Linked DNA regions of Mus musculus: region 1 is linked to region 2. Evidence: chromatin loops called from intact Hi-C (ENCODE). Cell type or tissue: left cerebral cortex. All regions are shown on one strand. Each heading gives the region's core, and the rest is flanking DNA. Links, peaks and the distances in the headings are about the cores only. Region 1 overlaps 2610035D17Rik (RIKEN cDNA 2610035D17 gene). Region 2 overlaps 2610035D17Rik (RIKEN cDNA 2610035D17 gene).

What was found. Hi-C counts contacts between places; a loop is a spot of excess contacts. Peaks named below come from ENCODE experiments on the same cell type or tissue, not always from the same donor. Only the 100,000 strongest peaks of a DNase experiment are listed, where the experiment ranks them.
Region 1: a loop joins it to region 2, with 2.8 times the contacts of the local background. A loop is called at or near these places in 1 of 42 quality-filtered maps.

What each region holds. Positions count from the first base shown.
Region 1 is chr11:113,041,784-113,052,306 of GRCm38, reverse strand. It overlaps 2610035D17Rik (RIKEN cDNA 2610035D17 gene), which reads left to right. Exons shown (of 3, transcript NR_015556.2): 3 at 7,147-8,401. Among named protein-coding and RNA genes, the nearest start is that of Gm39467, 87 kb to the left of the region's middle. In left cerebral cortex, for the core only: no CTCF peak of the experiment used is centred there; DNase peaks (open chromatin) are centred at 3,558, 3,965 and 5,923; H3K27ac peaks cover 175 bases.
Region 2 is chr11:113,136,018-113,146,540 of GRCm38, reverse strand. All of the region lies in intron 1 of 2610035D17Rik (RIKEN cDNA 2610035D17 gene), which reads left to right. All of the region lies in intron 1 of LOC115487747 (a long non-coding RNA gene), which reads left to right. Among named protein-coding and RNA genes, the nearest start is that of Gm39467, 7.0 kb to the right of the region's middle. In left cerebral cortex, for the core only: no CTCF peak of the experiment used is centred there; DNase peaks (open chromatin) are centred at 2,140, 2,535 and 5,761; H3K27ac peaks cover 1,741 bases.

The DNA.
Region 1 (10,523 bases), core at 1,063-9,062, 94 kb after region 2:
GTCCCTCACAATGATGGAAGAAACTGGTTGGGACAGCCAGCAGCAGATTGTGTCCCTCTGTAGTAGAAGGGTTAACGGGTGAACTGGCTGTGCTGTGGCCCTGGCCGAGGGCTCCTCTCCTGCTCCCCCAGGAAGAGCCTGGTGTACTGATGTTCTTTCAGGATGCTGTGTCTCATGAATCAGTCTCTGGAGACTGGAGCAGAGAAACACCACAATACAAACAGCACATCTGGAAGCTTTCTCAGGCTTATTTTTTTTTTTAATTTTTTATTAACATGTTTGCAGGAGTCAGGACATTTGCACAGACAGGAGGGATCCTCGGGATCCTAGTCAGATGGGGGAGGTCGGCATCCTAGTCAGATGGGAGAGGCTGGGATCCTAGTCAGATGGGAGAGGTATTCTGGATGGACTAAGAAGATGGAGGAGGGGCATGGCGAGACAATGTTGGGTATCGGCTAAGTCCTTGACCCTGAGAGTTCCCTGTTGTACAGAATCACCTGTTAGAAGTTCTTAGGAACAGCCGGGGTCTGGGGATAGGCCTGGGCTGGGGCCTGGACTCCAATCCCCAGCGTCTTTGGTTCTGCCAGACCAGAGCAGCTGTGTCTCTTCTTCCTTATCCCAGGTAGCTGGAAGAGAGCTGCGTGGTAGAAGGCGGGACCCTCGGGAAAGGACAGCGGGTAGGCAGAGGCAAGACCTCTGCTCTGCAGTCCCCTAGAGACTCCTTGGCTTTCCCCACGGACTTTATAGGTTTACATCTGGTCCCGTGTCTTCCCACCTGGGCTACCAGGTGGGGCTGAAATAAAGAGGCAGGAAACAGGGAAGCCATTCATTCATTCCAGTCCTGCTCCATGTGGTGGCTGCTCTTGAGACTAGCAAAAATGTTAGCTGCTGCTCCCTCTCTCCCCGCCCTCCCTCCTGTGCTTTTTTTTTTTTCCTTGAGACAGGGTCTCACTATGTATACCTGACTGGCCTGGAACTCTAGATGTAGACCAGGCTAGATTCTTAACTCAACGATCCTCCTGCCTCCGCCTCCTGAGTGCTGGTATTAAAGGTGTGCACCACCATACCCAGCTCTCACACATTGCCTCTCTTCTTCCTCCCTTTCTTCCTCCTCCTTCCTCTCCCGTTCCCTGTCTTCCTCCTCTCTCCTTTTCTTTCTTCTCCTCACTTCCTCTTCTCTTCTGCGTCCTTCCTTTCTTCTTCCTCCCTCCTCCGCATCCTACACTTCCTTCGACATCCTGGACTCCATGATTCGAGCCAAGTGAAAAAAAAAAAAAGAAAAGGTTGGTCTTCCAAGTTAACATGCCCACTGATGTTGTCCGTGCCCAGGTCTTGTTTGTGCACTGTTGCTAGGTGACACAACCCCACAGCAGACCTCCCTGGCCTCTTTACACCTGTTCTTGCAGGCTGGTTCCCCAGCCCTAGATGTAGTTGTGTTGAGATGTGTGCTTGGAGCTGGGCTTCCCATGACCCTGCTGATCTCTCGACTGCATCCAGCTGTGGATTTCTGTAATGGCCTCACCACTTACTGGAAAGAGGAGAGGCTTTGAAGCACAATGAGAACTACTTCTCTGTAGATATAAGAGAAATCTCAGTGTCCCACCCCTGGGTACAGGCAGCTTATGACCCCTGAGAGAGGGAGAATTAGTCTCTCCCAGGGACAAGCCCCCTAACTGGTTATTCACTATAAAGTGGTCAGTCCTGAAACAGTATACACACAAACAATGAAGATGGCCTCCTCTGCCTCTCTGTCTCTCTCCCTCTCTCTGTCTATCTCTGTGTGTGTGTGTGTGTGTGTGTGTTTAAAATAATTGAAAAAAAAAAGAGGGAAGTCAGGGTGGAGAGAACGTGGGAAGGGTTGGAGGAAGGAAAGTCAAAGAGGAAATGATGTAATTACATTTTAATTAAAAGTATATTAAATTTTTTTTTAAAAAAAAGTTGGCTCAGGATTCTGTGAGCACAGTTGGGAATGAAGTAATGGATGGCATAGATGTCTCTGCAGGAGAAAGCACTGGCACCTTTGGACTGAATCCCTCCTCTCCAGGGAACAGAACACCAACTTATTCGACCCTCACACTTGACTTCTCCCTTGTTCCAGTCAGTTATAGACACATGGTCCAACTCCTCCTCTGCCTGCTTGGGTTCATGTCCTAGGTTCAAGACTAGCCACTGGAAAGGAATTCACCCTCTGCCTCTGTTCAAGTTCGTCTGTGGGGCTCTTCCTAGAACCCTGTATTCACAGAAGCTGGGGCTTTGCATAATTATTCATGTGAGAGACCAAAAGGGTGTCCTTACTGGAAATGGGAAATAGGCTGACCCAGCTGCCAGGAATTCCTTGCCATCCGTCCATGGGGATGCCTGCCCCCGAGCTGCTCCCAAGGCTGGCCAGCTCACTCCTGGTACAGCTTGGTCTTGGGAGCACCTGTGTGTTCCCCATCAGCAGACTCAGCACCTCCACACAGCCTGAAGCAGTTCTCCCCAGGTCCCGTGCCAGCTGCTGAGGTGCTGAACAAAGCCCGAGCTGGCTCCGCCCCATGCAGCTTCAACTCTACAGGCTCCTCCCTCGTCCATACTGACCTTATGGGGCTTGGCAGGTCCTGGCCATCGGAAGGTGGAAAAGCTTCCCAGGAGATTGTGATGTGCATCTAGGGTCAAGGAACAACTAAGGGTCGGGGAGGTGGCTCTCTGGGTTGAACACTTGCAACAGAAACATGAGGACTTGAGTTCTAATTCCCAAGCCCAATAAAGCTGGGTAGGGGTTTGTAAAGTATGCATCCGCAATCCCAGTATTCCTCCTGCAAAGTGGGAGGTGGGAACAGGAAATCCCTCGAAAGCTTGTAGGTCGGCTAGTGTGGTGTACACTATGACAAAAACCAGGGGACCCTGTCTCCAACTAAGGAGGAAGGCCTGGCCTGACGCTGGGGTTGTCCTCTGACCTCCTCAAGCATGAGCTGCTCCAGCCAAAGACTTGGTGTTTTGGTTTGTTATTATCTTCTTCCCTCCTCTTCCTCTTCCTCTTCCTCTTCCTGCTCCTTCACCTCCTCCTCCTCTTCTCCCTCCTCCTCCTCCTCCTTCTACCTCTCCTCCTTAATAAGGGAGTTGGAGACATGGTTCAGTGTTTAAGAACACGTGCTACTCTTAGAGAAGTCCTGAGCGAAGTTTCCACCACACACATTGGGTAACTTACAACCATCCTCAACTCCAGGGGATCAAACGCACTCTTCTGGCTTTCAATGGCACTACATGTGCTCGTCATACACACACACACACACACACACACACACACACACACACACACACACACGCACACACATACCCACACACAGGCACACACATACACGCACACGCACACACACACACACACACATAACTGGACAAGAAAAGGAAGCTGAAGAGCCAGGCCATCTGTCAGCTGTAAGCAATGCTACTGTCCCCACCCTCTGTTGGATTCACATGGCAGCATCTGAGACACTTCTCACCCCTCTGGGATGAGGGTGCTTATGTATAGAGGCCAGGGACACCACAGAATGCCACAGTGCATAGGAGAGTGAAGTCTATCACTGGTAGACCATGGTTTTCACACTGGAGAACACATCGGATCACTGGAGGGCCCATTAAAATGTGCACTGCAAGGACCGTGGTGTGGCTTAGTCTAGAACGTGGCGAAGATGCCTTGTGCCCACTGATGCAAAGTCCTGGGTTGCATCCCTACACTCTAGGGGGATGGAGCTGTAGGAATTGCATTTCTAACCAGTTCCCGTGTGATTATGAAGCTGTCGGCCCAGGTCTATGGATCAAGAAATCCATTATCGTGATTATTAGAAAATGCTACAACAGAGCATTAAGAGAGGAGTGTTTGCCTCTTACATAACGGAAATCATGAGGGAAACTATTCCTGCCGATCAAGCATCACTGGAGTGGCCAGGATCCAGCCCCACCTCCATCCTGTTTCCTTTTTTAACTATCACAGGACAGGAGTGTCTCCAGGATACCACTATGGCTGCTAGAGCACCAGCCTTCATGTCCTTATTAAAACAGAGCGAAGTAAAGATAGATTGGTTTCAAGCTCCTCTAGAGCAGCCTGCCCTGAAGTGCCCCCCCCAAGAGTTTTGCTTGCCTCTCATTGGCCAGCTCTTACATAGCTACGCCTTGCTGCACAGTAGTCCAAACTCCACCACACCAGCAAGACAAACAAACAAATAAGTCAGAGTTCTATCAACAACTAGAAAGGATAGGATAGGTTACTGAGGATGGCAAGAAGCAGCGGCTCTGACTCAAGTCTGAAAGCTGAAACTTTCCTACGTATCACCGCTCCTTCCTTCGGCATCTGCCATTCTCCAGGTGGTTTCTGTGTATTATCTCATTTAATCCTGAGAGCTTTGTAAGGCAGATGATATTATCTTTATTTTGCAAATGACAAAACTAAGGCTTCCCCCCCCCCAACCCCCAGAGATTAGGCCACCTGGCCAAGTCCCTGCTAGCAAATGCTGTCATTTAACAGCCTGCAGCTTCATAGCTCAGCCTGCCTCTGTTACTCTCAGAGGCCTGCCTTTTTCTTACTGAGCCTCCCGATACCGGCTAGTACGTTCTAAGGCTAAATCCTGCCCTGCTGCTAGGAATAAATTCACCTTTCCTGTTACCTGTATCCTCACTCTGGTGCCCTCTTGGAAAAATCTTTGGGGATGATGTTTGTGGGTCTGGAGGGAGGTTGGCCCAGTGGTGTGATGCTTGCCTGGAGTATCTGAAGCTCCAGGGTCCATGACTGTATGGTTAAACATGTCTCTGTGGAAGTATGGGCAGACACGGTGCAATCTGAGGCCAGTTATAGTGCCCTGAAGCGAAGGTATCTACAGTACTGATTCCTTCTGGAACTCCAGGGAGAATCCACTGCCTTCTCTGTTCAGTCCTCAGGACGGCCGAGCTGAGTCAGCCAAGTGCTCCCCTCCAGTCTCACACCTCTCTTCCCTGCGTCCCATCCCCTGCCTCTGTTTGTGACCATAGGTGATGGTGCCGAGGGCTGAACCTGATTATCCAGGTCCGTCTCCTGTCTCAGACTGTTGACATCACCATGCCCACCAGCTCTTTTTGCCATGCAAGGTTACAGGGACCAGAGGGAGAGCACCTTTCAATGTCTTCCTTGTTTTTTCCTTTCCACTGAACGCTTCAACCTGTACATAGACTGGATATGTACTCTGCTTTATGCATGGAAGTTCTAAAAGAGACCAGAAGCCAGGCCTGGCAACTGGTGCTAGTAATCGCAGGACTCAGGAGGCAGAGACAGGAAGATTGCCTGAAGTCCAAGGCTAGTCTATGGCTCCCACTTCAGAGTGCGAGATCCTGTCTCAAAACCTGACACCAAATCAGAGATGAGGGCCAAGGCCATGTGGTGTGTGGCTTGTCTACTCTTGTCATAGAACAGATAGAAAGACAGTCCAGTGTAAAGGGCCAGGGGAGAGGGCCTTAGACGTGAAGACTTCCGCCTGGGTAGAGCGGCTTTGCCAGTAGACCCACGGCACGGGGAGAAGCGTTCGTTCCCTGCAGATACTGTTGTTTTCTGCACAGCGAGCTTCATCAACCTTCCCAGTCACCTCTCAGTACCGAGGCTTCTAAGTCCCCACACCCCTTTCTCTCTCTCTCTCTCTCTCTCTGGCCTGGCAGAGGTAAAGGCTGTAGGAACAGTTTGGTGAGGGGATAAGGGGGGGGCATAAGGGGGGGATGGAGAACTTTCTCATGCTCTAGCCCCACTTCCTCCCCACCCCTTGCCTCACCCCCTCCCCTTGTCTAGTTCTGCCCTTTGAGGGTGATAGTCTGGGGCCCTGTGTGTTTTGCTTCGGATTTTGTTTTGTAAATTCCTCATGGCAGTCCCTCTGCACCGTTGCTGTCAGTTGCACGTCGTTGCCGAGCAACCGGAAGGAAGCCCTGTCACTGCCAATTAATTTGCCAGCTGCGTGGCCTGTCTCCCAGGGGAAAAGGCTTGTGAGGCTCTAGGAAACAGCCCCAAGGCTGGTACGGAAGGAGAGAAGGAACGAGGGAGCATGGAGAATTTTGGGTTTATTTGGTGTGGTTTTGTGTCCAAATAAAAGGTGTGTGGGGAGGGACTGGCCTGTCCCAGATGAAATGTACTACTTGATTTGGGGTCACCTGCAGGACTCTATTTATTTATTTATTTTATTTGTGATTCTGCGGTTGAGACTGTCCCCATCCCCAGCTCTCCTACAAGGAAACCTCATCAGGCATTTTTCCCAGGCTGTCACCCCTTCATCCCACTTATCCCTGGGCATCATGGTGGATGCTGCACCCTGCCTAGAAGACCTTTCTGGAAGGCTGAGCTTCTAGGATCCAAACTCCCTGGACACTCTGTCGGTTACTGATGTCCTGGCTTTTGCTTGTCCAAGGAGGCCTTGATCATGAGACCCCTGTAGACCCCTGCCATGGCCTACAAGGACGGTGCTTATCTGACTGGTTTATGTTTGGATCAAGCATCTCTTTCCTCAGGGCGCTTATGGATGGCCTGCCCACAGTTCTCATCTTGGGTTGATGATGCGTGCTGAGTCTGAGACCTGTATAGCAGTCCCCTTCATGGGCCTACACCGCCTCCAGTGGCCCCGCAAAGTCAGCACTGAAGTGGGGCACTCCCCTTGGGGACTCTGACTTTCTGCTCAGCAGTGTGGATGGTGACAAGTGGGAAGTCTCTTCAAGGAGGGTGAATCTGCCCTCATCTGTTTGCCCTCAGACTGGGAGGTGTTCTGTGCCATCCCCTGAGGGACCCCTATCCATTCTGAGTCAGTTATCCACAGTCTGGGTGCATGGGGGCTGCTGTGGCCATTTTATAGAGAACTAGACCCTGTGGTTCTGGGGCCATGGACGTGTGTGTATGTATGTGTATGTGCCTGTGGTGTGTGTGTGTGTGTGTGTGTGTGTGTGTGTGTGTGTGTGTGTGTATCAGGCTTCTTGGGGATGATCCAGTGTGCAAGGAGTTCCCCAGAGCCAGGTGTAAGCCTCTCTTTCTCCAGCTCCTTGACTACAATTCTATGCCCTGTGTTCAGGCAGTACTAACCAGAATCCTGGGGAATAAAGTAGGAAGAGTGCACTGTTGCGAAAGGAGAGCATGCCACCGTCTAACACTTGCTGTCTTTTGGTCCACAGGCCGAGGAGACTGACCTGCTTATCCATGCTACTTATCAGGAACTGTGGAACCATGGAGAACATGACCCTGGCCCTCCCTTCAGGATCTGCCTGAGATCTGGCTGCCTCTTGAGACACTAGAGCCCTGGATTCAATTGCGGAACATTATGTTGGAGAATATAAACACTTCTAGACTGTGCCGGCATTTGGGAAGGAATAGTCTGTTTTGACTTGAATGAACAAAGACATACGTCTCTGGGCCTGGGGAAGGCTTACCAGCTCAGCTCATCTACTGTCTGGTGGCAAACATGTCCTGGGTACTGCCACTACCCAGGACACTCTTCCTCACTCTGTCCCTGTCCAGTTACCGCACCCTTCCCTGTCTGACCCCGCCTCCTGTGCCCACTCGCCTCTGGACCCAGAGATTCTTCTTGTTTGCTCTATCATCCTTGAGCCGGATACAGGGTGAATAGTTAACCACACTTGGGTTGAATGGGATCTTGATTCTTATTTCTGTTCCTTGGAAAGAGGGGTCAGACTCGGTGCGTGGCACCCGGCCTGGAAGCAGCACAAGACTCCAGAGTGATACATGATCTGCCTGGATGGTCCCAGGGGCTCTTTGGAGGTCAGAGCAAGAGGAGCAGCCTGAGCAGGGGGGCTGAGGAGGGCCGGCACTGGATCACACGCAGGCGTATGTCTGGATAGGCAGAGAGGAACCCACTTTTCATTCCCTCTTCTGTGACACAAATGCAAGGAACTTTGAAGACACTCTTCGGAGGTTGCAATCGGAGATCAGCTTATCCAAGGGCTTCATGTCTGAGCTCTGTTGGTCGTGCCTCCTGAGGACCTCTTTCCTCTACTGTATGCTGATGACACACCCATCCGATGGGAGCTGGAGCCTTGTCTGGTCCTTTCCTCTATGACCCCACGTGTACAGTTGGAAATCCTTCCTAATCATGCCTTGATTCCCCCTTTTCGACTACACTCAAAGATGTTTGAGCTGTTTTATTTGCAAAATGGATGGACAGTTTGTTTATATAAAACAATCCCAGCTTCCTTGTGCTCTATCTGGTGTGTTTGTATGGCTCTTCAGTGACTTTAAAGTGGAGCATTGACCTTGGCCTCTTTGATTCTCCATGGTGGAATAGAGAAGACCTCTTGAGGATGCTTAATGTTGCTGAGATCTTAAGAAGGCTTGCAGACTTCCTCTTCCTCCCTCCTTCTCCCACCTCCTCCTTCCCTAAGCAGCCTCTGCATTGTATAAATTCCTTTATATAAATTCCTCTGTAAATGTTGTCTTTTCTAAAGTGATAGTGGAGAAGACGGTAGGAATGGTTAGAGGGGCTGCCCAGGTAGTCGGCTGTGGTGTCCCAGACTTAGAGCACACACTCAGCAGTCACAGAGATGCCAGGGACAGTAGCATCCAGACTAGCAGGCCCTTGTGCAGTAGGAAATAGTGTTCCTAACTCCTACATTCCACTCTCTGTGGAGCTGGGGAGACCAAGTCATCCCACCCTGCTTAGGACAAGGGATTTCTTGGGACAAAAGATTGTGGGAACTAAATCTCAGGCAGACTCGAGAAAACCATCATAATTTGTCATTCTGGTAAGCGAACCAGTGGCCATATCTCTTCCTGCTGCAGCAAGAGGAAGCTTCCAGATAGGTTGGCCATTCCCCATTCCGAGCTGTGTGTCTGGTCTCTCATCGGCCACAGGACAGTCTACAGATAGGATCAGCTACCCCATCCTGACCATTTGTAAGATGGTAGGGTTGTCTTGTTGAAAACAATCTTAGGCATGATGGGTCAGTTGAGACTGTGCCCTTCTGAGGAGTGTTGTGAACAATGGGCATGGCAGAAATTCAAATGACCAGAGGTTGCTCTAAGACAGCCCTATATAAGTGACACTTACCTCTTATTAAAAATGAAATTGCCCTTGAAGAAGCCAGCCCACAGCCACCAGGATAGTACAGGATGCACTGCACTATACTCAAGTTTGCTCCTGTGTGTCTGTGTGTGTGTGTGCAGCACCTGTGCAAACAAGTGCTCTGCAGAATAAACGAAGATCAAAAATTTACATCTTTGCTAGACAGAGACAAAGAGCTGAAATCGTAGGGACAATGTCTGGAAAGCGAGGGACTTGGCTAGGAGACTTCCTGGAAGTCCTTTGAACTGTAGCATTTATTTAAAATATCAAGGGCATGTCGACTGGGGATAAGTGTGTACTTGCTCTCTAAAGTCCTGCCTGATAACCTTTGGGTTCCACCCAGAGAGTGCTGAGTTGGACCTCCCAGCTCACTCCTACCTTCTCAGTCACTGGCTCGATCTGGCTGGCGTCAGGGAGTGGGTGGGACTTTAGGGGGGTGGGGAAGGGAGGAGTTATGCCAATCCAATTGTGCTCATGACAGGTAAGAACAATTGAAAGGTAAATTACAGGTTCCTGTGAAGCTTAGGGAAGCCAAGTTTTCAGGATCACCTGGCATCTGCAGTTGTTGCTGCCTGTCAGGGGACTCAGCCCTCCCCCACACCCCGTCCGTCTTTCTGCTGAAAGCTAGGCGTGAGGGTCCATCATGCTGGAGCAGGGGCCTCCTGCTAATCCTGCTTGCTCATCTTGAGTTGCACAGCCACAGGGAGGTAATTATACACTAGGGTAGCGATGAGCATCCAGGAATCCAGGGATTTGGGCGTCATTCTCGAGAACCCCCATGCACTGGGGAAAATGCTAGCCTGCATCCTTTTCTTTGGATGCTGTCTTTGAAAAGATGAACATGGGATTGAGGAGTTGGCTCCATCAAGAAAGTGCTTCTGGACCAGTGTGTGGTGGTATACATTTATAAACCCAGTGCTTGGGGAGACAGATCCTGGGGGTTCACTGCTCAGCCAGCCTGGCCTACTCGGCAAGTGCCAGGCTAATGAGAGATCTTTTCCTGAAAACTAAAGGGGCTGAAGAAAGAGCTCAGTAGTTAAGAGTGCTTGGTGCTCTTGCAAGGAACCAGAGTTCAATTCCCAGCACCTACATCGGGCATCTCACAGCTGGCTTTAACTTCAGCTCCAAGGGGGTCTCACACCCTTTTCTGACCTCTACAGGAACCCATGGACACATACAAGTATGGACACAAACACATGTATGTGTAGATGCACACATACACACAGATGCATACATAAAAGTAAAATGAGACTTTTAAAAAAATCAAGATGGGTAACTCTTGAGGAATAACACTTGAGGTAGATTTTTGGGTCTCTGCTTGCACAGGTGTGTGCCCTCTTGAGAACTCTCTCTCTCTCTCTCTCTCTCTCTCTCTCTCTCTCTCTCTCTCTCTCTCATACACACACACACACACACACACAACATTCACTCAAAGATGGACGTGTTTCAGCTGCCTCCCTTCATGTGTACCCC
Region 2 (10,523 bases), core at 1,185-9,184:
TGAGCGTTTGGAAAATTCTAGAAAGTTCATAGGACTTCAGCGTGTCTTTAAATTAGATGCACATTTGTAGTTTTCAGGACTCAGATCTGGGACAAAGAGGAAGTCTTGCTTCTACCCAAAACAGCAACTAAGTGGCCCTGTTTCTTCTTTCTTTTTTTTCTCATTTTTCTTTTGCCATCCTGTCTTTGGACTTTGTCCCAATCCACAGCCATTTTACATTCTCTCGTGTTTCAGTTTCACCAAGCTGACCTTGCAGGGCCATGGCCACAGGTGTATTAATCTTGGGTGACATGCAATGGGTTCCAGAAAGTAGAAAAGGATTCATAGGTCCCCCTGAGCCTCTTGCCCCTTTGTATGTTGGCAGAAAGCTAACTTTATGGACTCAAGTATGGTTCTGAGAAGTTGATTATTATGTTTATGCTGTTTATTGTTATATATTTATAATCTGATTAATCACGGTTGTTTATTTATCCTATGAGCTCACACTAAAGGCTGGGGAGACTTTGGTGGTCTTATGATGTCAGGTCCCATCTTGGCTCTCATGTGATTACGGAGTTGTGTAACCTCTTTGTTCATTTGGTTTCATGCCTGGGGATCATTGGCCCTTGGCCTGTGTGTCTTGTGGTGTAAAGGGAGGGGGTGGGCTGCCCTCTGGGTGGGGCCCACTGCCCAGCTGTGGCGCCCATTCTTGGCCAGTGTTCAGTGGCCTTTTGGTCAAGCATCTTCCTGGGGAAGGACCCAGAGGAGGTCAGTTATTGCCTTGCTTGGCTCTTTGAACTCACGTTTTGTATCCTAAAGGAGGGAGCTTTCATTTTTTTCTCAAATTTAAAAAAATAAGTGTCACATACTCAAAACAAAACGCTGTCCATTTCTTTCATAGCATCTCTGTGCCATTGTGAGTATAGATGTGTGTAGTTTTCATCAGAAAAGGGGATGCTGTGCACTTTATTTTCGAGTCAGAATTGGTGCTGTGTGGTGTATATACAGTAATAACCATCCTCAGTTGGTGTTTAGTGCAGTTTGACTTTTAGGGCAGGCTTTTCTGTCTAAGGTCCTCCTGAGAAGCAGGCTTGGAACACTGTGACTCTGAGTTCACAGCTGACTCCAGCCCAAACCTCTGATCACTGCCATTATTACAACCCTGGGACTCTTAAAGCAGCCACTGCCAGCACTGTGCTCAGGGGCTTCAGCACATGGGATGTCAACAGGTCTTGAACTGCAGCCGTTTCAAGCAAAATGAGAAGTAGCCTTGGTGACAGACACAGGTGAAGGACCCCTTTGCTTTCTGCTTTGGGGAAACTGAAGGAACACTGTTAGATCTTTGCCTGTGCATTTTAAGGGTGGTCATAGCTACAAGAGAGGCAAAAGGAGATCTAACATGCTTGCTCTTCCTTCCCAGAGCATATTCTTACAAGACCCTTGTGTGAACTGCACCGGGAAACAAGAAGGCGAATAAGTGGGCAGGGTCCTGAAGTGAGCTACCTGGCCTCAGCTCTGCTCAAATCTAGGTCCCCTCCCTCCTTCCTTCCCTCCCTCCATTTCCTCTCTTCTTCCCCTCCTTCTCTCTCCCTCCTCTCTCTCTCCCCTTCCTCTCTCCCTCTCTTTCTCTTCCCTCCTTCCTTCTCTCTCTCTCTCTCTTTCCCCCTCCCTCCTTCAGCCCTCTCTCCCTGTTTTTTTGTGTCATTCTCCCATTACCTGGGGTTGAATGTAGGGCTCACCATATGCCAGACAACCTCTCCTCACTTAGCTACTGCCCAGTTTCCATTTTCAGTCCCTGGGACAGGGTCACACTAAGTTCCCAGGTTGGCCTTGAATTCACTCCAGCCCAGAGAGACCTTGATCTTTTGATCTCTGTGCTACAGCGTCCTGAGCGTCCAGGACCCTTGGCCTGCACCACCAGTCCTGGTCTTACTCTCTAATTCTTGGGGTCACTGTGAGCCCTGGGCAAAGACTGTACCTTCTTTTCCAATCTCCAGGAGTCTCCCCTCAGGCTTTGGTGTAGGGAGTCCGGGCAGAGAGCTCTTCAGCGCCTTCCGGCTCACTGACTCCGTGATAAGGTTCCGATGGATGGATTGCATGTCAGGTTGCTTGGAAACAGGATGGAAACTGGCCAGGCAGCCCTCAAAGCCGTATTCCTGAGCTCCCAGGACCAGCAGCACATTTGAATGAGTCTGATAAAGCCCCTTTGCTGCCCCTCCTCCCCATCCAAAGAGGACATGAGCAGAGACGGGGCCTCCGCACAGATAAGCTTCGTGAAGGGAGATGGAAACATGCTTGGTTTTCTTTCTTTTTTCTTTTTTGTTTTTGTTTTCTGTCAGTTGTCTGATTTCTCTGCTGGAACAATTGTCTTGCCTTCAAGCCCCCAAGAGAGTGAAGCCAGCCTTAGTCCACCTTGGGGATAGAGGCTGGACAGAATATGCCTGCCCATCGAACACAGCAGGGGTCAGGGGGAACTTTAGAAGGCCCAAGAACAGCTTTGTCTCCTCGCAGCGGCTTGTGGGCTCATGGCCATATCCTGGCTGAGCGATTGTGTGTCCAGCTCACTGGGCCAGGGCTGAATCACCACGAATCCCCCACAGTGCTGGCAGTGGCTGCTTAAAGAGACCCAGGACTGTAATAATGGCAGTGCTCAGAGGTTCTGGCTGGAGTCAGCTGGAAGAAGTCTATCAGAGTCTCCTGAGAGATGAGGAAAGCCCAGGTCTGGCTGCTGGGGAAGAGATGAGTGGGGGGTCTCTAGACTGTGCTAAGAGACATTCTGAGCCTCAACAACTTAACATCTTAACGTCCAGAAGTTCCTTCTGCTAACACAAGCTAGCTGTTATCGAGGTTTTTCAGTTAGCTAATTCCTGAAATGTGTGTCTCTTTGGTGACCCATTTTGTAGCCGAGAAAGAGGCTTAACTTATCCAGAGTCAAGGGCAGATCAAGAGTTTCTTTGGCAGGGTCCAGCTCCATCATGGCTGTCTTGAGTTTGTTGGCTACCTTATACTGCAGATTGCCAACAGTTGGAAAGAGCATCCCAATTTGGACTTCTATATTTATTATGTTTGCTTAGTCAACATCGGTCCCCACCACTATGCTGGGGAGGTGACTGGGTTTAGTCCACATTGTGTCCCCAATGTCTGGTTGACAGCAGGCTCTTGGGCTATTGAGTGAATGACACCTGCCCACACTATGGCTAACCTTTATGGCATCTGGACTATGTCCACACGAAGGAAACTGTGAACATAGGCACCCAAATTCAGCCCCTTCTGGAGAAGACTGGCGTAGGAGCTGAACACCTCACAGCTCCCAACAGCTCATACCGTCTGTCATCTGCCCTGGGATGGCCTGGGTGGTGAGGGCAGGCTGCTTCCAGAATCATCTGGCATAGAAGCTCTCCCACCCTCCTCCACTCTGCTTACAACCCAGAAAGTAAATCACCCTACTTATCCTCTGAGAGGGGCAGGGAAGACTTGAAAGATTGGCAGTCACCCACAGTGCTCCCTCTGCCCGACTCTTTCAGCACTCTTAGATTCTTGTGCTACTTCACTGGGTTTGCCTACCCTTGCATTTATCTCTGGAAGGGTCTCATATTTCACAGTGGATCCTTCCCTTCTCTTCTCTACTCTACAGGAAATATGGGAGGTGCCTAGCTCTCTCTCTGTGCAGCAGGAGAACCTGAGAGGAGGGGAGGGGATAGCTCTTCTTCCTAGAAGCCATGGTTCCTGTGCCTAGCCACATATACTTCTTCAGTGTCCCCAGGTAGACCAGATGAACTAAGGAAACCAGATTAGAAACTCTGGAGTATTCTCAAAGTTATTTACATTGATAAATACAGAGTCTGAAAACAACGTGTCTGTTGGTGGTTTTCAGAGGGCAGAAACGTGTGGCTGTTTTTAAGATACTCATCTTGTTCTCTGATTTGGGGGACCAGACAGAAATACCCCTAAGGACTTCCTAAGGTTATCATTTTCTCAGCAGTTGTCCTAAAGCAAACCCTGGGGTCTTTAATGCCCACCTACTGCCACTGGAATAGAAAGAAAACTTGAAAACCTGAGTGTTGGGAACTTACTTATCCTGTGACATGGTCCTAAGTGGAATTCCCGGTACTCTGCCAGTGTCTTTGTGAGATCCTACCTGGAGCTTGCTGTACTTGCTGGCTGCCCCCTCCCGTCCCCCCATCTGCATCACCCCCAAAGAGGTCTGTTTCTGAACTCGTGGAGTTCCCGGTTGCCCAACCACACTAAGTTGTATTTGAGTAGAGGCCCTTTGATTAGATTCTGCCCATGGTAGAGCCCACTTCCCTACAAATCCAGAATATTCCAGTTTCACTTGCATTTCAATATCGGTTGATAAGAGTGAGTCACATAAGTGGCAACATCTTTAGATAGACTCATACATTTTAGACAAGTGTACCATTTCTCCCTAAAAAAGACTGTGGGAAATAGAGCTCTGATTTCTAAGGATTTTACCTCTCATTGCAGGGACATGTTGGGCCTGTACTTGCTAAGGTGAGCATCAGCCAAACAGAGAAAGTCTTGTTTTTATTTTCGCTCATTTTAGAGCTTTGATGAAGTACACTTGACAAATAAAATAGAATCTATTCAAAGATTACACATGATGGGACGATATGATATATATTCACATATATCCACAAATATATATTCATCCACACAATGTGCACACATAGTGAAATGATTACTATAATCAAAATAACCGGCACATCAATTACCTCTCATAGTTACTATGTCAGTTTGTTTTTTGGTGGACCCTTAAGATATAATGTGGTTAGCCGGGTGTGGTGGCGCACGCCTTTAATCCCAGCACTCGGGAGGCAGAGGTAGGCAGATTTCTGAGTTCACGGCCAGCCTGGTCTACAGAGTGAGTTCCAGGACAGCCAGGACTACACAGAGAAACCCTGTCTCAAAAAACAAAAAACCCAAAAAACCCCCCCAAAACAATATATATATATATGTATGTATGTATGTATGTGTGTATATATATATATATATATATATATATATATATATATATACATATATAAATAATGTGGTACTTTATCACATTTCTGTCATCTGAGCAGTGTATGTGCTTATTATTTCTGTTGAAGTTTGTTTATTTTGCGTGTGTGTCTATATGTATGTAGGTGTGTGTATTTTGAGACATGGCCTCCCTGTGTAGTCCAAAGTGGCCTTGACCTCTCATGGACCACCTGTCTCAGCCTCCTGAGCACTGGGATTACAGGTGTGTGCACCCCATACTCAACCCTACTTTTTAAGTCAGACACTGAGTACTGGATGCAGGAGCATTCGGGACATTCTTTCTATGATCTGAAAGCCACCAGGTTCTCCATGTTGTCCCTCCTCTGAAGTCTTCTCCTCTCTGGTGACCAGAGAGTCCTGTAGGAGAGGGCCATGGTGTCTCCTGGATAGAGTTTTCTCTAGGGAAGGCAGATCCACCTGAGGTTTCTAAGCAGAATTCAAACTTGGAATGGGTTCTGCCAGGGACTGCTGCAGACCGCAGAGGCCCAGGAAATAGCCAGTGCTATCGTATGGAGATGGTTCTGACTGGAGAGCAGAGAGAGTGACAGGGACACCCTGTGTTTCAAAGACTGCTCCCACTGACTAGATGCTGTGGCCCTGACCAGAGTGACAAGATTGCAAACACCAGAGTGAAGAAAAATCTCTCCCGTGGCTGCCGTTTTTTCCTTCTGGAATACTCTCCACTTCCTGCCGCTTTCATCGGTCGCAGTTAGAGACTCTCAGAGCCGAGCCCCTCTTGAAGAGGTTGTGTTGTGTATGAATTCAAGCTGAGCTTGGCGTGGGAGAGCGTTCCCTCTGCCCAGTAGCTTATTTTCTTTCTTTCCCTTTTTCTTCTCTCTCTTTTTTATTTTCCGTTCTGCAGGCCAGGATGGCACAGAAGACTTCCCCAGCATGGGGCATGACTCAGTAGCCAATCCTCCCAGTCAGCCCTTTTCCCACCACCCAAATGTATGCCTTAGGTCTTGTTTCTAAGCATGGGGACGGAGTGTTTTATGCAGAACAGGAATCTCTGAATAAAATAAAATAGGCCTGCTCCAAGGGTAAGGCAAGGTATGCTGGACAGGTGCAGGTTCTCATTCACCCTCCGACGGCAGCAGCCTGACCTTTAAGCTTCTCCTTGTTGTTAGCCCTCCCCCCCAACACTTTTTTTTTGCCATTAAAAAATATATGTTATTTGCTGTTGTCCTTCTTGGCACATGCATTAGCAGGGGCTGGCTCGACGCTCTTTCCTTCCGAGAGTTTCGATAGACACTACAGAGAGATGAGAAGGAAATTAAACTCCGTGGGAGTAACTCCATGACTGAAATGACCAAATATCTCTGTCTGTCAGGCCCAGAGGACACCGCGTACCAGTCTGAGTCCACGGGAGCAGAAGTTTAGTTTCTAGGCAGCCGTTTGAGTTGATCAGTCTGGTTTGTGGGGAAATGGCTAGATGTTTATTAACTCTTTCTGGCTTGTGCTGATCCTGTTTGAGGAGTGAATGGAGGGACGGCTCTTGTCCAAGGTGACTGACTCTGTTACCATCATCTGCTGGGAAGGCAAATGAGTCCAGGTTTTCTGGAGGAGAGAGTGAAGCAGCGATTGAGAAGATGTGAACTGGAAGATGTATGCGTGGTCCATGGGGCCAGCACACATCCGAGGGGGAGTTTGTCCATTTTGCATTTATGCAACAGTGAGGAATGAAGACAAAAGAAGTACCAGGAGAAGGAAGAGGAGGGTGAGGAAGAGGGGGAGGAGGAGGGAGAGGAGGAAGAGGAAGGTGAGGAAGAGGGGGAGGAGGAAGAGGAAGAGGAGGGTGAGGAGGAGGAGGAAGAGGGAGGAGAGGAGGAGGGAGAGGAGGGAGAGGAAGGTGAGGAGGAAGAAGAGGGTGAGGAAGAATAAGAGGGAGAGGAGGAAGAAGAGTAGGAAGAGGGAGAGGAGAAAGAGGGAGGAGAGGAGGAAGAGGGAGAAGGGGAAGAGGGAGAGGAGGTGGAGGAGGAGGAGGAGGAGGGGGTACCACCCACCCACAGAGCAGAATATTAAGAACTCAATGGAAGTCATGTTGCACCATTTATGGTTTTTGACATAGATACATATCTTTGATGCACTCTTCAGTATACTCTGTCCACAAATAGCAGGTGTCAGCTCTGTTGAATCTGAATTAGATTGTGAGCTAGGAAAAGAAATGGGCAAGGAAAATTAGGAGGTTTTGAAAAAAAATCTGTAGTGTAATTTGATTGGAAAATTCATCCATTCAAAACTATTTTCTGTACGTGTTTGTGTCTTGCTGCATGTGTGTCTGTGCACCACATTTATGCAGTGCCTGGGAAGGACTCTGGAACTGGGTTTACAGGTGGTTGTGAGCCACCACAGGTAGCTGGGAACCGAACCCCTGTCCTTTGCAAGAGCAGCAGTGTGTTTAACCTCTGAACCATCTGTCTCGACCCCTGTGTCTGCTAATGTCTTTGTTTGGGCGAATATGCCATGATTATGTAAAAAAATGTACGTGGGCCAGAGATGAGTAGAGGCAGAGGGAGTTTTAATAATCTCTTCATCTTTTCTTTTTAATCTAAAATTATCCCAGAATAAAAAGTTAGAGAAAGAAATGAAGAGCATTCCTATTTGGGAGAGATTGTGGGTGCTGACCTTGCTTTCTTAGTTTATAATGAGAATTATCTTATGTTAACTAAAGTCAAGAAAGTGCGCGATTTTGAAAGAAGAAGGTGGCATATGAAATAGAATTGTGGGGTCCTTTGGCTACTTGAACCTGTCTCCATCAGGCTTCCTGGGTCCTTTAGAGTTAAAACTCTGCCCTCCTGGGTGCCGCCTGGCAGGCCAGATAGGCTGCGGCGATTAGGAACATGGACTTTGGAATGAATCAGGGAGAGCTGGTTTGAAGCCCTGTCCTGCCAGCTGCATGGCCTTGGGCAGTCATTTTTGTCTGTGGCTTATTTTCTTAAAAAAAAAAAAAAAGTCTGTAAAATGTGTTTAATGACCCTGATCTCATAAGACTATTCCCAGAACTAAATGAGGCAATAGAGTGCTTGATACATAGCTGCACTACACAGGGGAAGGGCTAGAGACCCCTTCCCTACCAGAATCTGACAGTGGACTTGTCTCATCCACAATAACCAGTTTTTCTGAAACTGCTTGCCCGGTTGGACGGTGTGTGACTTCTAGTTTTTGGTGATTCCATAAATAAGAATTTTGGGGAATGTTACTTAAATGCAGAGCACTTGAGGGTCATTGTCAACCTACCTCAGTATCTATATTGCCACTGTCCCATGTCCAAATGATCGCTGTGGGTTGTGTGTATGTAGACTGTTTTCCGAATTAAGACAGTGGAGGAAATTCCTTCATAAGTGCTAGACTGTTCATTACCCTAGATCTTTGCAAGGAGCCATTGCCCTTATAGGCAATTACTTTCCTTTACTTCTGAGGACTGGAAGAGGAGTCACTGAGTGTCCCCAAGGAGGTAGTCACTGTCACCAAGTGGGAGGTATTCCCATGGGCTCACACCCTCAGCACAGCTGGTACCCTGGGTTGGCAAACCCAGTGCTCCCACAGAGAACAGAATGTCTTGCAGGTGGACCCAGATCCCAGACCACCTGTGTTCTGTCCCTAAGTAGCCACACAGAGCCCATCTGTCCCGCTCTCCTTTGGAACAGCACATTAGTTCATTACTCTTCTTGGATCTTTGTTCGGTGACTTTAGAACACTGGGCAAGAAAAAGTACCATCCTTACTCTACACAAAGCAAAACAAAACCCCAAACCAACCTCAGAGGCCCGGAGGCTTTGAACATACCATTTGGGAGAATGTTTATTTGATTCTGGATAAAAATAAACTGCCTTACCTTTGGAGAGAAGACACAATTAAATAACTTGACGGGCTTCAAAGGTTTCCTCTCCCTCGGCTTTCCAGGAGGGGAAATAGTTTTCAGAGTCATTTGAATATTAAAGACCCCGGGCGCAGGAGCCCTGATGGTCTGTGATGGACATCAGGAAGTCAATCAAGTGTCTTCCAAAAGATGGTTTTGTGCAGTCAAACAACAGTACCCGCTGCTCACTGCCACCTCTGATGTCGCTCCCCCCCACCCCCCACCTTGATTTGCCTATTTCAGGCCTGGCTGTGTGCTGAGAAACACAGTCCATTTGTTTCTGATGCATTTACACATAATTCATGGAGATACTACTTAGTGTGAGGCCCTTTAGCCCCCCCCCCCCGCCCCCGAAGGGCTTAGTCCCTCGGAACTGGAAGATGTTGGTCAGGGAAAGTGAATGCAGAGACCCAGGCTCTTGCTTTGTCCTTTACCTGGGCTCCATGGTGAAGTTTCTCCAGTGGCTGTTTATCCCTGTGAGTCTCTTCTCTCCTCAGCCCCCTCTGTAACCTCCAGGTCCTGTCAGCAGGGTGGACAGCACTGTTCTCACAAACTGTTTCGGGTGCTCGCTTATCCCCTCCACCCCCAACATTCCGTTCTGTGATTTTTTTTTAAATCTCATTTTTATGTGTTTATGTGTAATATGCATATACATGTGTATGTGCATCTTTGTGTGCATGTGAGTGTGTGTGCTAGACCTGAAGTTGAAAGTTGGAGTCATTCTGTGTCTTTTCCCTTAATTCAATGAGTCCGGGTTTTTAGTAAGACCAGAGCTTACTGCTAAGGCCAGTCCCCCTAGTCAGCTTGCTCCGGGGCTCCCTATCTCTGTCCTCTAAGGCTGGAATTACAGGTGGGGACCACACCCACTTGGTATTTATATCAGTCCTCAGGATTCGAACTCCTTATGCTTGCATAGCGAGTGCTTTAAGCACTGAGCCATCCTCCCAGTCTCCAGTGCTCTATTTTATAAAGTTACAAACATGTAGAAGAGTCGCAAGCATTTGCGTCCTGCACCCTTACCGCACTGATTTCACAAATGTGTTTTCCTTTTTAGTTCTACAGTTGGCTCAGTCTGCTGCTTGCCCAGCCTGATCCCGGGGGCCCTCTCTGTCCATTCCTATTCATGGACTCTAAACCTCCCTGACCAACTTCTGTCTTAGTTAGGGTTTTACTGCTGTGAACAGACACCATGACCAAAGCAAGTCTTATTAAAAAACAACATTTAATTGGGGCTGGCTTACAGGTTCAGAGGTTCAGTCCATTATCATCAAGGTGGGAGCATGGCAGTATCCAGGCAGGCCTGGTGTAGGAGGAGCTGAGAGTTCTATGTCTTCATCCAAAGGCTGCTAGTGGAAGACTTCTGTATTAGTCAGGGTTCTCTAGAGTCACAGAACTTATGGACAGTCTCTAGATAGTAAAGGAATTTATTGATGACTTACAGTCGGCAGCCCAATTCCCAACAATGGTTCAGTCGCAGCTGTGAATGGAAGTCCAAGGATCTAGCAGTTACTCAGTCTCACGCAGCAAGCAGGCGAAGGAGCAAGAGCCTCCACATAGCTTGGAACCCCAGCATTGCTTGTGGATATTTTTGAAGATAAGATTGACTTTGCAGCAGCAGACCTCAGACCTCTGGTAGCCACAGC